Linked DNA regions of Homo sapiens: regions 1 and 3 are each linked to region 2. Evidence: chromatin contacts called from ENCODE Hi-C data. All regions are on one chromosome and are shown on one strand. Each heading gives the region's core, a stretch centred on a gene start or an enhancer-like site at or near the end of the contact. The rest is flanking DNA. Distances are from core to core; before and after follow the strand shown.

The links. Hi-C counts contacts between places; a loop is a spot of excess contacts on that map. Pooled maps may share reads with other maps.
Region 1: a loop to region 2 is called in a pooled map, with 20 times the contacts of the local background. The contact joins the promoter of SNW1 here to the promoter of COX16 in region 2. A Hi-C loop is called at or near these places in 4 of 50 pooled maps.
Region 3: a loop to region 2 is called in a pooled map, with 19 times the contacts of the local background. The contact joins the promoter of TGFB3 here to the promoter of COX16 in region 2. A Hi-C loop is called at or near these places in 3 of 168 maps with a recorded cell type or tissue (CD8-positive, alpha-beta T cell and naive thymus-derived CD4-positive, alpha-beta T cell) and 3 of 50 pooled maps.

What each region holds. Positions count from the first base shown.
Region 1 is chr14:77,759,169-77,762,976 of GRCh38, forward strand. SNW1 (SNW domain containing 1) reads right to left here and starts at 1,988. Exons shown (of 14, transcript NM_012245.3): 1 at 1,946-1,988. The coding sequence starts at 1,959. SLIRP-OT1 (SLIRP overlapping transcript 1) reads left to right here and starts at 1,600. Exons shown (of 2, transcript NR_161324.1): 1 at 1,600-1,948. RefSeq lists enhancers at 1,178-1,952, 1,860-2,179, 2,727-3,501.
Region 2 is chr14:70,358,041-70,361,495 of GRCh38, forward strand. COX16 (cytochrome c oxidase assembly factor COX16) reads right to left here and starts at 1,643. Exons shown (of 4, transcript NM_016468.7): 1 at 1,479-1,643. The coding sequence starts at 1,547. The region is part of intron 3 of SYNJ2BP-COX16 (SYNJ2BP-COX16 readthrough); the gene reads right to left. It also overlaps the pseudogene RNU2-51P. RefSeq lists enhancers at 1,363-1,672, 2,133-2,222.
Region 3 is chr14:75,980,745-75,984,415 of GRCh38, forward strand. TGFB3 (transforming growth factor beta 3) reads right to left here and starts at 1,251. Exons shown (of 7, transcript NM_003239.5): 1 at 1-1,251. The coding sequence starts at 149. RefSeq lists silencers at 1,556-1,795, 1,926-2,045 and an enhancer at 1,826-1,885.

The DNA of each region.
Region 1 (3,808 bases), core at 738-3,237, 7.4 Mb after region 2:
CCATTTAAAGATCGCATTCTGCCACTGCAATTTTAAGCACGCAATACCCATGACAGGCCAGATGATGTGGTGGCTCACGCCAGTAATGCCAGCACTGTGGGAGGCTGAGATGGGTAGATCAGATCAGTTAAGCCCAGTTCAAGACCAGGCTGGGCAACATGGCAAAACCCCATCTCTACTAAAAAAAACAAAAATTAACTGGGCATCATGGCAAGCGTCTAGAGTCCCAGCTACTCTAGGGCGCTGAGGCAGGAGGATCACCTGAGCCTTGGGAGGTTGAGGCTGCAGTGGGCTGTGATTGGGCCACTGCACTCCAGCCTGGGCAAGAGTGAGACCCTATATCAAAAAATAAAATAAATAAAAAATACCCATGACATCTCTAGAAATTTTTCCTGTGTGTCCATTTCAAATTCCACCTTTTCCACAAAGTCTCCCCTCATAACTTTACTAGTCTATGACACAGTGTCTCACACCTGGGGAGCACTCAAATGTTTGCTGCCTGTAACATTTACTAAACAAACTCTTGGCTGGGCATGGTAGCTCATGCCTGCAATCCCAGCACTTTGGGAGGCCTAGGTGAGAAGATTGATGGAGGCCAAGAGTTGGAGACCACTCTGGCCAACGCAGTAACACCCTATTTCTAGTTTTTTTTTAAAAAAATTTCAGATGCCGGGCATGGTGGCTCATGCCTGTAATCCTAGCACTTTCGGAGGCCGAGACAGGAGGACTGCTTGAGGCCAAGAATTCAAGACCAACCTGGCCAACACAGCGAGACCGCATCTCAAAAAATAAAGTTAAAAAAAAAAGCAAAAAAATTTTAGAAACGAGGGTGGGGAGAAAACTCTCCAGCCCACATAACTTATTCCATTCAATTCTTTTTGCACTAAGGTTAGTATTACACAAATGCACATTTTGTGTTCTGTAATTGTTTTATGTCTGTATACCTTGCACCCCTATCTTCCCTGTTGCCAAAGACAGATTTTCTTCTGTGTACACAACCCCCAGGACAGAGCAAGGCACCAACAGTAATTCCCAAAATAATTTTTTGATTAAAACTTTTGGAGTCATACTGTCATCAGCCAGAAAAAAAAACATGCGTGAGGAGAATGAAGGGTGTTAAAAGAGCTCAAGCTGATGTCCTGAAAGGATTACTTTATCTATAACCTTCCTGAACACTAGCCTTTTCCTGTTGAGTTCGCATGGAAAGTTTTTCCACTTAAAATGGGGCAGCAAGGCTGGGAACTAGTAGGAGTAGCGTAACTTCTCGGACTCTCCCACTGAAAAGCATCTTTTTCTTAAAGGCGGAGAGCACTTTACAGACGGTTACTAAGGTAACCGGAAACAGCAAAACTGAGGTGGTTCTATCTACGGAAGAAATTCTAAGCTCCAAAGTTAAAATGCGGAGCAGTGGCGCATATCAGCAGACGGCGGTCACTACTGTGGCTCATTTAAATCTGTGTTCAGCTCCGGGCCTCTTTTTTCAGGAATCCTTGTTTCGGGACACCCAGTGGACAGCGAAAGGAGAGAGACCACCACAGGCAAACGGCCGGAAAGCCGCGCAGTCGCAGCCCGCGCGCTTCACTCCGCCCAAATAAGCCACTACCGTCACCAACCCCATCTCGTTCGCCCGAGCCGCGGACCTGAGGGAGCGCTGTCCGCTCCCCGCAAGATGCTCACGCGAAAAACCCACTCTTCAGTGTCTGAGACCACTCCGCAGCTTTCGGCCTCGGTGAGCGGGTGAACTAAACCCGGGAAACCGCTGAAAGACCCCAGCTTCGACTAGGCCTAGTCGTAGCGGCGGCCAGCGGGAGGGCGTAGCCGTAGTCTTGGCCCACGTCATTCTGTGCCCCGGGTCAGGTCACCGCCCGGAGGGTATGGGAAGAGAAATGAAGAAGACTGGTACTCCCAGACCCTTCCGTATCGAGGACCCCAATCAACAACCCACCTGGTGAGCGCCATCTTCTTCCGCTTCTTCCAGCGCGAGCGACAGCACCGCTGGGCGGGTCTTTCCAGATGATGAGGAGCGGAAAGGAAGGAGTGCGCGATGCGCAGGCGCTCTGGCCGAAAAGGCCTTCTGGGATTTGTAGTTCTTTGAACAGGAGTACCGTTTGTATTCTGACCAGACCAAGCGGTTATCAAGGAATAATCTCTTCAGCTAGCAACAAATGCATAACTCGATCGCTTATATGCGACATGATAGGGCGTTCCCTAGGCAAAATATCAAAGATACAGGGAGATGCCTTTTAGGCCGCTTTATTACGTTCCTTACTCAGTCCCGTTCCCCGAGAAGGGGTACAAAATACAAAAGCTTCCCGGGGACAGCTACTTTAAGTAAGAGTGATAGGGCGTTTAAAACGACAGGTAATAATGAGACTAGCTAATGGAGAGTCCTTGGACTCTCTGAAAACATTCACACTCAAAACTTTTCTTTAAACCATATCCTCTCACCCGCCAAAACACTCTCTTGGGGAGATATTTCGTAATCCTTGGTAATTTACCGAGTGTCTGGGTTCTCTGCCCAGGGTATGACAAGGCTGAAATCTCATAGGAGGCTCTGGAGAAAAATCCATCTCCTAACTCATTCTTGTTGGCAAAAATCAGTTCCTGGCGGTTGTGGGATCGAGTTCCCTGTTTTGTTTTGTGCTGTTAGTGGTGGCCACCCTCAGCTCCTAGGGGTCACTCTCGAGTCCTTCCCACATGAGCCCTATTTATTGGTAGTTCACAACATGGATATTTGCTTTCTGAGGCACATCTTTCTGACTCCTCTTCTGCCACTGTTGGAGAAAAATGCCCTGCTTTTAAAGGGCTCATGTGATTAGATCAGGAGCACCTGGATAATCTCCCTATTTTAAGATCAACTCTTGGCCGGGCGCAGTAGCTCACACTTGTAATCCTAGCACTTTGGGAGGTCGGGGCGGGCGGATTGCCTGAGCTCAGGAGTTCGACAAAGCCTGGGCAACATGGTGAAACCCTGTCTCTACTAAAAATACAAAAATTAGCTGGGCGTTGTGGCGCGCTCCTGTAGTCCTAGCTACTGGGGAGGCTGAGGCAGGAGAATCGTGTGAATCAGGAGACGGAGGTTGCAGTGAGCCAAGATCACGCCACTGCACTCCAGCCTGGCGACAGAGTGAGACTGCGTCTCAAAAAATAAAAATAAATAAATAAATAAATAAATAAATAATATAAAAGAATAGCTGGGTGTGGTGATGTGCTCTTGTTTTCTCAGCTACTTGGGAGGCTGAGGTACAAGAATCGCTTGAACCCAGGAGGTGGAGGTTGCAGTGAGCCGAGATTGCACCATTGCACTCCAGCGTGGGTGACAAAGTAAAATTCTGTCTCAAAAAAAAAAAAAAAATCAACTCTGCCACACCGCATAACAGAATCAGAATCTTCATAGTCATGGCCCCAGGGGTTATGTAGGTCAGGTACTGTGGGGGTTGGGTGAGGAGGAGATCTTGGGGGATATCCTAGAATTCTGCCTGCCACAGCATGTAAACCAAAAAAACAAAAAGAAAAAATCTTTTGGTAAATACAGGATTGTTAATCACATTGTGTAATATAACCTGCATGGCCTGGGAGCCCGAAGATTAGAGTTTAAGATGTAGCTTTGGCTGGGTGTGGTGGCTTGTGCCTTTAATCCCAGCACTTTGGGAGGCTGAGGCGGGCAGATCACCTGAGGTCGGGAGTTTGAGACCAGCCTGACCAACATGGAGAAACTGCGTCTCTACTGAAAATACAAAATTAGCCGGGCGTGGTGGTGCTTGCCTGTAATCCCAGCTACTCGGGAGGCCGAGGCAGGAGAATCGCT
Region 2 (3,455 bases), core at 393-2,892:
TCAAAAGGAATGAAGTATTGATATATGTTACAATGTGAATGAACCTTAAAAACATTCTAAGTGGAAGAATCCAGTCACAAAAAACCCACGTTGTATTAGTGTGTTAATATGAAATGTGCAGAATAAGCAAATTTACGGGTAGAAGTAGATTAGTGGTTTACCAGGCCAGCATTAAGAGGCAGGAAGAAATGGGAAGTGACTACTATTAGTTATGATGCTTTTTTGGGGGCAATGAAAATGTTCTAAAATTGTGGTGATGGCTCCATAACTAAGAATATACTAATATACGAATATATTAGTATACTAATATCGAATTTGCTAAAAACAACAATTTTTTTTTTTTTTTTTTTTTTTGGAGAGACAGAGGTCTTGCTGGTTTGGAACTCCTGACCTAAAGCGATCCTCCTGTCTTGGCTTCCCCTAACACTGGGATTACAGGTGTGAGCCATCGTGCTTGGCCCAGATACTTCAAATGGGTGAATCTTTTGGAGATTCCTAAAATCCACATTTGATGAATGTGGATTTTTCAAAACTGTGTAAAATATCCATTACCTTTCTAAGATCACTTCTTTCCTTTAGTCTGCTTAAATGGAAAAGCTGGTAATTTCATCTGCGCCAACATTCATACAAAATAAAAATATAGTCTGTATTTAAAAGCAGCTTTTGTTCATATGCTTTAATTATTTCATTTACTAACACATCAAGGCTTGCTGAAGCAAAATAACTGGCCCGTAATCAAAAAGCAAATAAGAGTCATCTGGATTTCAACTCTGGTTGTCTTAAGCCAGCCTCAGCCTGCATTTCATGACATCCTTAGGGAACTCAGTGTGGATATGGATGAAACCATATAAACACGGAAGCTGTTTTCAACGTGCTTTAGAAATTATAACACAGCAATCATTCTGGCTACAATGTGGCAGGCACCGTACTCAACACTTTATTCACAAGGTGTTATTAGTTCATCACAACTCTAAGTATTAAGCTAATTCACAAACTAGAAAGATGAAACAGAAAGATACCAGGAATTCGTGCAGTTAAATGGAATACATCTAGTCCCAATGATCCACAGTATCGTCAAAACATAGCTAAGTTGGGGGCGAGGAAGCAAGCTTAGTAATCATCCAAACTTGGCTTAAAGTGTGGTTCTGACTGAATTCTCTGAGCTTCAATTTACTTAACTGTGAATCAAGGGTAGTAACAATGACCGCGTTCGACGATGGGAAAGACGCCACGCTCACAAGCAGACAGATCCTAGTACACCTGAAATCCAACCGGGAGTGGGGGACAGCGGCGGGGAAGTGGGGGTGTGGAAAAGACTGGTGGAAGAGCTTTTAGGAAAGCTCTCACCCCGTCGCTAGCTCCTTCCTAGCCCGAGTGCCAGCCCTTAACTTCACATTTTACAGATTCCCTCCCAGGTCTTGATCCTGCCAAGGAGGAGGGTCCCACCCCTTGCGGAAGATCCTCCTCACTCCACTCACCAACATGGGGACTCCATAGCCGAGAGTCTTGTTCTTGCGAAAAGCACGCATCACCGCGGGTGCAAACATGAGTGAACTCTTCCATCGGCTCAGAACTCCAAGCGGGCCTAGCGCAGACTCCCAAATCTCAGCAGCTCACGCTCTCACCAAGACGAGTACGTCCTTAACTCACTTCCTTTTCCTTGGTTATTTGGTGCTCGGTCCTTAGTGAATGGTTTCCGCTAGGCAAAAGCAATCGAGCCATCGTAACATACTTGTGCGTCCGCCCAGAAATGTGGGCGTCAGCGTTTTTGGTTCCGTAACGTCGGCGTGCAATTGGGATTTAGAGATTTGAATCGGTTTACGATCACCACCAAATTGATCTGGAAACCAGTACTTCCCACGTTCTGGGTCCTAACTAACGTCTGCTTAGAACACTCCCTTAGGCACATAGCCACTCGATAAAATCAGCTAAGGAAAAAAGTATTTTGAGGCCGGGCGCGGTGGCCTGGGTGGGTGGCCTGTAATCCCAGCACTTTGGGAGGCCGAGGCCGGTAGATCACCTGAGGTCAGGAGTTCTAGATCAGCCTGGTCAACATGGTAAAACCCCGTCTCTATTAAAAAAAAAAAATACAAAAATTAGCCGGGCGTGGTGGCAGGCGCCTGTAATCCCAGCTACTGGGGGGCCGAGGCAGGAGAATCGCTTGAACCCGGGAGGCGGAGGTTGCAATGAGCAGAGATCGCGCCATCGCACTCCAGCCTGGGGAACAAGAGCGAGACTTCGTCTCAAAAAGAAAAAAGAAAAAAAAGTATTTTGAAGCTGGTACTCCAGTCTTTATGGCTATTTGTGGGATGAGGAATTTGCCAGTTTAATGGAGACTTTTAAAAATAAATCGCTTTTGAAAGATTAGGTTGAAATGTAATCAGTGTAGTGTCTCATCAGTCATTACTGAACTTTTAATGCTAATGATTTTACTGTGAGATAACCTGTAATCTTTAGTCATTTATGAATGTCTATTTACCAATGATTCAGCAACCATACAGGCCACCTTTCAGCGTGTCTTTGAAAGGGTTCTAGGAACACAGATAAAAATATATGATCCTTACCTTAAAGACACTGGCGATTTCATGGGCACAGAAACAAACATGTGTGAAGTACTGGGATAGCTTAGGAAGCCGATCCCCCACGTGTCCCATTTACCAGAGTGAATCAGAGTGCAGGTGATGCGGAATATTATCTTCCATGCTATTCCTGAAATATTTCCATCTGTCCCTGCCTCTCTGTTACCACTGAAATGTTCCTTTTTTTAATTCCTTATCATCTTTTCACCTATTAAAGTAGCCTCTTAAGTGGTCTCCAGAAGAGAAGCTCCAGATCTACTGCAGGCTACTCCAGTGAAACTTATCCTTTTGGCTAAGATCAAGTGTAGTATCTGTTCTTAACAGTTTAATATTTGACACATTCTCTATCCAAGGAAAATATGTTAAATGGGTTTTTGAAGCAAGGAGATGGAATAGGAGTTTGCTCCACCACTCTACACATCAACCTGTATTTCAATACCTCCAGAAACCCAGGAACGGTGCATCTCTCCCATCTTATTTACTTCCTTTTGATATTTCAAAATTCATGCAGACCAGGCATGGTGGCTCATGCCTGTAATACCTGCAGTTTGGGAGGCTGAGGCAGGAGGATCATTTGAGCCCAGGAGTTCGAGACCAGCCTGAGCAACAAAGCAAGACCCCATCTTTACAAATAATAATAATAATAATAAATTAGCCAGGCATGGTGGGGTCTCAGCTACTTGGGAAGCTGAGGTGGGAAGATCACTTGAGCCCAGGAGGTCCAGGCTACAGTGAGCCGTGATCATGCCACTGCACTGCAGCCTGGGTGACACAGCTAGACCCTGTTTCAAAAATAAATAAATAAATCTCACGTGGCATCCAGGTTAGTTAAGCGTATCACATCTCCTACTTTCCCTAAGATCCTAGAAGCCAAAG
Region 3 (3,671 bases), core at 1-2,500, 5.6 Mb after region 2:
TTGCTCAAGATCTGTCCCCTAATGGCTTCCACCCTCTTCTTCTTGATGTGGCCGAAGTCCAAGGTGGTGCAAGTGGACAGAGAGAGGCTGACCGTGGCAAAGTTCAGCAGGGCCAGGACCACCAGAGCCCTTTGCAAGTGCATCTTCATGTGTGAGCTGGGAAGAGAGGCCAGGGGGACGGCAAGGCCTGGAGAGGAAGAGACCCCAGCAGACGTGCAGAAGGAGGGAGGAAAACCAGGCGGCCTCCCCAGATCCCAAAGACTGAGGCTTGGCAAGAAGGTGCATGAACTCACTGCACTGCGAGAGCTTCAGGACTTCCAGGAAGCGCTGGCAACCCTGAGGACGAAGAAGCGGACTGTGTGCCTTGTAGCGCTGGGATTCTTGTCCATGTGTCTAAACAGGTTTTGCTGGGCTCTGACTCCCAGCAGGCCAGGTGGAGGGCAAGCAGAGGGCTGGGAGGGGTGGCAAGGCAGCTGGGAGTGGGAAGGGAGCTGGAGTTTTTCCTTAGGTAAAAATAAATAGAGTGGATATCTGATATTGCCAAACGCCGCTTGGCGATGGGGAGAAAGTGGGTATTTTAAAGAAGAAGCAGAAGGACCATGGCTGGGTCCCAAAATCAAAATCCTTGCCTTGCCTTGAAAGAAAATAAGAAAAGAGAATGGAAAAGAAAAGGGAAAAAAAAGTAAAAAAAAAAAGATCACCAGTGAGTAGGTGGGGAGAAGCAGGGCCGGGCAGTTGCTGGCCCAGCTAAAGGTGGGGGCAGTACAGGACACACTTGTCTCTCAGGCACTCCATTCATGCTTTCTCTTTTGTTTACACTTCCTCGGGGGCTTTCTAAATGACTTTGTTCACGCTGCCTCTCGTCTTCATTGGCTGGGGTGTGGGGTTATATGCATTGGAAGGCAGGGAGGCAGGCCTCTGAGCGCAGCAGCCCCAATCATCCACTCAGACGCCCAGGGTCACCAGCACCTCGGCTTGTCTTCTGCCTCGGCCATTGCTTCTGTCCCCTGCTTCTCTTTAAAAAATAAAAAGGAGAAAAAAATAAAATAAAATAGAAGCCAGTTCACGGCACGCCTGCTCCGGAAAGCTGTTATTCCTTCTCTCGCACGCCTCTTCCCCTGTCTCTGCCTCTCTCGCTCATTCCCTTGGACTTGACTCTCTGCTTCCCTCCCTTTCTCTCTCTCCCTCTCCCTCTCCCTCTCGCTCCTCTCCCTCTCTCTCTCACACACACACACATGCACACACACTGCTTTCTCTATTTCTCTCTGCTGAAATTTTATACCTCCCTCCCATGACGTCTCTGGCCTGGGGTGGGGGAGGGAGGGACCAGCGCACGCAGCCTCTTTTGCTGCACGATGTTAATGTTTTAAACAGGCACAGGAAAAGCCGAGCCCTTTTGAAAAATACTTTGCGAGTCCTCTCGTTCGACGTGGTAGCTGAACTTTTTTTCCCCTCTTGGAATCACTCCTGCCACACGTTGGCTGTTTTTCTGGAAAGTTACTCCGATGAGCCCCCTCCCTCCCTTTCCCCCAGCCCCGGCGCCCTCTCGCCAGCTGTCAGTCCGCGCCGTCCGCGGCCCGCGTCTACTCTCCCTCCTGGTCCCCCGGTCCCGGGGCCGCCCGCGGGCCAGGCCCAACCCGGGGCAGGGTCCGCAGAGGGCGCGGGACCCGGTAGGGGCGGCCATGCCAGCCTCGCAGAGGGGACTCCCAGCCTGCGAGCCGGGTCGGAGGGTCGGCGTCCGCTCCGCGGCGATCCTGGCCCGATTCTTCATTGACAAGATCGGAGTCGGGAGGCGGGCAGAAGCCTGGAGACGCTCCAGGGGCAGTGAAAAATGGTGGCGTTTTCCGGAAGATCGAGGGTGCCCTCTGGCGAGGCGAGGCCGCCAGTGAAGGAGCTCGGCTGGTCGGGAGCCGGGGAGGCTCGGGGGCTGGGGGCTGCGGGGTGGGGGCTGAGGGGCGGGAGAAGGGGCTGCGGTAGAGAGCGAGAAAAACAAGACCCAGGCCCCGAGGAATCGCCTCCCTCCCGGCCCGACGTGCGCACGAGCGCACCTCTCCCTCCCCGACCGCCGCTCCGGAGCCGCTCTCGCAGAAATGTCATCCAGATGTTCAGCCTCCCTCCCCGCCGAGGTCTCCGCAGGGAGCTGCGCCAGCGAGCGCGAAGTCAGCAGTTGGCCCGAGCCCATTTCCCAGATGGGTGAGGGGAAGTCGGCTCTGTGCTTTCGCTCCTCTTCTCGGCCCGAACCTCTAGGCCTTTTCCCACGAGCAGCCAAGGGAGGGTAGGGCACGTGGCTCCCCGCACCCCGCAACACAGGGCTTGCCTCTGAACTGAACTTTCCTGAGAGTGAGTGCCGCTCCCACCCCATCTCACTCCAGCCTTCCTGGACCCTTTCTGAGAGGTCTGGCTTCCAGGCCACTAACTGAAGGGGCTGTTCTCTGTATCCCAGCACAGCGGTGGGTCACTTTACGGATGAGGAAACTGAGGCATAGAGTTTTTTGTTTTTTTTTTTACAGACCACACTGCTTGTGAGTGATGGAGGCGATATTTTACACAGGCTATCTAGCTTGGGTAGGCATTACTTTCATTTGCAAAACCAATGGGAAACCTAGGGGTAGAAACTTTAAAAGTAACTTGCCCAAGGTCACATAGTTATTAGGTGTCAGCTGTTGGGATTTGGACCCAGGACGTTGCCAGATTCTGGACTTAATTACTATGCTATACTGCCTCTGAAATTTCAGAAAAAGTTTAATGTTTACTATATACCAGGCACTATTCTAGGCTCTGTGAAGAATATCAGTGAACGAAACAAAACTCCTGCCCTCAGGGAAATTTTATTTTAGAGGCAGGGGTGGGGCAGTGGAGGAGGCGATAAACTAAATAAATATGTAAATGATGTAGTACGGTAAAAAGTGCTGAGCCAGGTGCAGTGGCTCACGCCTGTAATCCCAGCATTTGGGGAGGCCCATGCAGGAGGATTACTTGAGCTCAGGAATTCGAGACCAGCCCCAGCAACACGGCGAAACCCAGTCTCTACAAAAAAATGGAAAAATTAGCCCGGCATGTTGGCGCAGGCATCTACTTGGGAGGCTGAGGCAGGATAATCACTTGAGCCAGGGAGGCAGAGTTTACAGGGGGCCAAGATTGCACCACTGCACTCCAGCCTGGACGACAGAGCAAGACCGTGTCTCAAACAGACAAGCAAACAAACAAATGTGGTGTGGCAGAAAATCAAGCAGGGAAGGAGGATGGGGTGTGCCTAGGTTGGGGGATGTTGCAGTTTCAAATAGGGTGATAAGGGAAGGCCTTTGAGCAGACAGTTGCAAGATAGGAAGGAAAATTATTAAAGTTATACTTTTTTGGACTCCACCTCTACCAAATCAGTCTCCAGAGCTGAGGCCCTGGCATCTCTGTTTCTTTACAAACCTCACACGTGATTCAGGTGCTAAGCAAGTTCTGGAAGCTACTACTGCAGGGTACCTCTCTGCCCAGAGTGAGGACCATTTGCCTTCTGTTTTCAGCAAGTTGGGGAAGAAGTGGGGGTGAAGGTCTGGAAACTGACTATAAGGTGATGGTCGTATGCTGTGAGCTTACAAGAAATGGAAAAATCCAAAGATTAATCCCTTCTTCCTCATCTGGTGCCGAAGAAGAAGGGAACAAGGGATTCATTGGAGCCT